Linked DNA regions of Homo sapiens: region 1 is linked to region 2. Evidence: read pairs that join two places in POLR2A ChIA-PET (ENCODE). Cell type or tissue: A673. All regions are shown on one strand. Region 1 has its middle 26 kb from the start of GALNT10. Region 2 overlaps MFAP3 (microfibril associated protein 3).

Region 1 (2,500 bases), 110 kb after region 2:
AGCACAAACAGCTGTTGGAACTTGTTTGAAAAAACCTCCGGGAACAGATGCTCTGGCAGCCCTTCAGATTCTTCTTTCCTCTGCAATCTGAGATGGGTTGGGGAAGAAATTCATTCATTCATTAACCCATTAAACAAATATTTATTGAGCTCCTATTATGTGCCTATCACTGAAGTAGCTGTTGAGACTAGGTAAAACAGCCCTTACAGAGTTTATAGTCTAATGAGGGGAGGCAGATTAAATCTAATAATCACTAAAATATGTAATATCAAACAGTGATCAATACTATGAAAAAAATGATCCACAGGTCCACAGTGCTCTAATAATAATGGTTAATGTCTATTAAATGTTTATTATATACTTGACTCTATTCTAACCATTTCACATACATTTATTTTAACAAAGACTTCCAACATCCTATTTTACACATGATGAAACAGAGGAACAGAGTGGTTAAGCAACTTGCTTATGAGCACACAGCTTGTGGGTAGGGGAGCCAAGATTTGAACACAACATGGGGGTTGGGGGAGCAAGAGGAGGAAAGCCTTCCCTGAGCTCAGTTTCCTCCACATATGAATAGAATTTTCTTTTCCAAGATCATGTTGAGACTAGGAGGCAGAAACAGGACCAGGGTCTGGCCTTCTGAATCCCAAACTCATCTGGTTCTAAAGGCAAATAGGCTGGAGTATAAGCACTGGCTCTCCTGCTAAGCCCCGTGAGATTTTGTGGAAAAGTAAGTGGAGCATGGGGGTGGGGAGATGGTAGGATTAGAGACTTCCTGCTAAAATGGGTATGTGGGAGCTGGAGCACCCTAAGCTCCTGGAAGGAAGGACTGTGTTGTGTTCTCCATTGCGTCCCCACCACGTAACACAGCAGCACTTAGCAGGTGCTTGGTCTGTATTTATTGAAAAATGAATGAATGGATATGTTGAATTAAATGTAAGTGAATTAAGTGAAAAGGATGAAACAGATGGAAGCTTCATGTTTCTTCCAAGCTAGGGGTTTATGATTCCGGTAACTTCATTTCTTTCTCCTCTCACTAACACTAGCCAACAGTGCAGAGATATTCTGCCAGGTATCTGGATCTGTTTCTCTCTTTTCTTTTCAGTCTGCATATCCAAAATGTTTTCCTGCTGTTGCACAAAACTCCCTTTCAAAATTTTTTCAGTTTTTGCTGATTCAATTAAGAGCTTAGTTTGATCTCAAAACTTTACCCCTTCTTAAGTCCCTTTTGATAAAACAGTCCCCAGGGTACTTCTTTGAAGCCTCTTCATGAGTTTTGGAGCTGAGTAAAATGCCGACCACTTACAGGATAATTACATTGGAGCAGACACATTGTTCCTAGAATCTGTTTCCCAATCTGAGTAAACAGAGCCTGGTCCTTTTTATGTTGTAATAAGCACTACCTTCTTCATTTTCCTCTCATCTGGAGAGCTGCCTGTGAGTTATTTCATCTCTGGTCCAGGGAAGAGGAAAGGAATGGTTGAGAGAACATCTTCCACAGGAAATTTGGCTAGGAGGGGTCTTTTGGATGGGAGGGTGACATTTGGCGGATTCTGTCACATTCTCAATGATTCTCTTTAGAACAGTGTCTGGCATATAATTGTAATAATTATTATTACTATTATTGTTATTATTGACATGCAAAGCACCTTTACATTCATGCTTACATTTGATCACGTAAGGTAACATATTCAAAGATTCCAAAGATTAGGATGTAGACATATTTGCGGGACCATTATTTTGCCTACTACAAATTTTAAAATAGGTATTATTATTATCCCCGCCCTCCATCTTTTTTTTTTTTTTTTTTTTTTTTTTTTTTTTGAGCCGGAGCCTCTTTCTGTTGCCCAGGCTGGAATGCAGTGGTGCAATCTCTGCTGTCTGCAACCTCTGCCTCCCAGGTTCTAGTGATTCTCCTGCCTCAACCTCCCGAAGAGCTGGGATTACAGTCACATGCCACCACACACGGCTAATTTTTGTATTTTTAGTAGAGACAGGATTTCACCATGTTGGCCAGGCTGGTCTCAAACTCCTGACCTCAAGTGATCCACCCTCCTCAACCTCTCAAAGTGCTGGGATTACAAGTGTGAGCCACACTCCCAGCTATTATTATCTCTATTTTATAAAGAGAAAAGCTAAGGCTTAGAAAAGTTATAGCATCCCTTTTGACAACTAGTAAGAGCCAAAGCCTTGATTCATTACCAGGGGGTCTGATCCAGTGTCTATATTCATTGCGTTATTCTCCCCTCCAACCCAGTTATGGATTTTAGGTCACACAGACCTGGGCAAGTCACTTAACCACCCTGTGCCTCATTTTTGTCATCTGTAAAATGGAACTAGTAATTTTATGCTTATGAACATTTGAGGTTACGCATGTGGTGTTCTTAGCACTGTGTCTGGCTCATGGGAGGTGCTCAACAGATGGCCACCATTCTTAAAAGTGTCATTTGAAGAGCAAAAATGGCAGGTGCCTAAAGAGATAGATTCAATGCCCTTA
Region 2 (2,500 bases):
AACTGCTCTGTAAACTACTTTCCATGAGTAAATTGGTCCTTGGTGGGGGTGTATCATATTTTTAACTTACTGAGATATCATTTTAGTTCATTGAGGTTGGCAGGGATTGCCTAACTGATCTTCCAAAGTGAGCAGTTTATTTCTAAGGTATAACGTCTTTGATGCTTTTAGAATAAGAACAGTGTCAAATCATCTGTCTTCTGGAAAATCATGGATTTTCATATTTCTGTTAACAGAATTTCTCAGGCTTTCCCTTTTTAAAAGTATTGGACTCTACAAATAGGTTCTATATTTGGGATCTCATCCTAGGAGAAAACCCAAAACTGGATTCCTCTTAAGACCTCTGTCAACCCTCCTGCCCTTTGTGGTCTTAGGTATGGTGCTATAGGTTGCATGCGTCTTTATCTTGTTTGTTTGGTTAATATTTTGTTGTTGAGGTTTTTATTTTTGTTTACTTCAGATACATAATTCTGAGCTATGGCTGCTTTTGTAGCCTTTCCAAGAAGCACTAACCTGAAATAAGATTAGATAATTGTGAGGGTGTGTTACTATATTAAAATACACACACAACTGATCTAGACATCAAGAGGAAGAAAAATGATGGATGATGCCACCTGCTTCAACTGTATATAATAAACACTTATGATGACATTTCTTGCCTGGCTGAGATCTGATATAATGGAATTGTAAATACTCTTCAGAACAATTTCTTCAGCTACAGGAAGCGTGGTGCCATATAATTTTAAGAACTTGGCAGTGGAGCTCCATTTGGGGCTTCACGTTTCTTCATATGACTTCTGATTATTGAAGCATTACTTCAGCTAGAGGCTCCTGAGGGAAATGTTCAGAGGAGGTTTTATCAGGATTTTAATTTAAGGTTTCAAACAGGGGAAGACAGGAAATTCAAAGCGTGACGGGATAAAACTCATGCCTCCCTTTGTCCAGGCTTATCAGAAGTAATACATCTGCTCTGAATAGCATGAATGAATCAATGTGCAGTTTTATCAGATGGCATCATGGATAAAGATGATAATGCTGCCTTTTCTGTCTCTCAGGCTGTTTCCATGGAAACCTCTAGAGCCAAATAAAAGCTAACCAATCATTTAGCCAAAGCTTGCCTTGGCTCATAGACTGGTATTTCTTTAAGGAAAATTGTTTTTATATATTTGACTATAAGAGCAAAGGCTCTTGAACATATCCTAGATTATGGAACACTTTTTCCCTTCCCTTTTCTCTGGAAAAATTAAATTTTTTTTCTGTCCACTGAGACTGGAGTGCAGTGGCAAGATCATAGCTCACTGCAGCCTCCAACTCCTGGGGTCAAGCGATCGTCCTGCTTCAGCCTCCCAAGCAGCTAGGACTACAGGTGTGCACCACCTTTCCTGGCTAATTTTTTTTTATTTTTTGTAGAGATGGGGGTCTCACTTTGTTGCCCAGGCTGACCTTGTACTTGTGGCTTCAAATGATCCTCCTGCCTTACCTCCCAAAGTGTTGAGATTACAGGCATGAGCCACTGTGCCTGGCCAAAAAACATTTTAAATCCCTTGTCTGGGGGTCAGTCCTCTAAACATCCCTCAGATTTCAGATAGTACTTTCAACCCTGTCCTAACATAGCAGGTTTGCAGTAATCTTTTAGAATATAGCTTGTCAAATTAGAGAATGGTTTTACCCCACATGTTCTCATAGGAGACATTATTATTTAGAACCCTAAGGTAGACATGTTTAAAATCAAAGTCCTAAGAAACAGAACTTTGGAAAAATGGAGGAAATGTTTTTAAAGTCTGTAAGTTTGCACGATACTGTATAGTAACTAAATGCATGCTACTCCGTTGTATCCTAGTTATTTTAGAAACAGAGGTGGCCTAATTTGGTGGCCAAAGTAACTGGTTTACTTTGAGTGTACCAGCTTATGGTGCCATTGATGAGGAATTAAAGTAGGTCAAAATTTAATTGGAGTTGGTATTACTTCGTAAAGCTAGTTTTCAAGAGGAAGAAAACCACACTTACTAATGTTTTCTGTATCTAATCAAATACTCTTCATATATAATTAAGCCTCATGTTATCTTTTTTTTAAATCAACCTTTTGAACTTCAACTACAGTCTAAAAGTCTTGATGGTAACTATAGTGTAATTATCTTTTTGTCTCACTGGATTTTATAGTTAGTGGAAAATGCCTTTACAAAATGTATTTAAAATAGCTGTCATCTCATTTGTAAATTTTGTCGTGTATTGTGATATAGTGAACCTTATTGTCCTTATGAAATGGTAGCTTTGTGAAATACATTCACCAAAAATCAAAATTTGAACATCTTTATGATTCCTTACCAGCTGAAGCCAGATAGACAGGTATTAATTGAGCTGATGCCCCACTTGAGTTTATAGACTGTTTGATAACTGCCTGTCCTCCAAATTGTGTATGTATATGTTACGATGGTTTAATTCTTGAGTCAGGGCCAGCACGCATTTATATTTTCTACCAATTACCTTGATAGAAATATCT

The links. ChIA-PET counts read pairs that join two places held together with the same protein. Peaks named below come from ENCODE experiments on the same cell type or tissue, not always from the same donor. Only the 100,000 strongest peaks of a DNase experiment are listed, where the experiment ranks them.
Region 1: POLR2A ChIA-PET joins it to region 2 with 7 read pairs; 4 of 35 experiments call an interaction of 5 or more read pairs at or near these places.

Annotation. Positions count from the first base shown.
Region 1 is chr5:154,163,058-154,165,557 of GRCh38, forward strand. No RefSeq gene overlaps it. Among named protein-coding and RNA genes, the nearest start is that of GALNT10, 26 kb to the right of the region's middle. In A673, no CTCF peak of the experiment used is centred here; a DNase peak (open chromatin) is centred at 1,264.
Region 2 is chr5:154,054,383-154,056,882 of GRCh38, forward strand. It overlaps MFAP3 (microfibril associated protein 3), which reads left to right. Exons shown (of 3, transcript NM_005927.5): 3 at 1-2,500. Among named protein-coding and RNA genes, the nearest start is that of MFAP3, 17 kb to the left of the region's middle. In A673, no CTCF peak of the experiment used is centred here; a DNase peak (open chromatin) is centred at 1,019.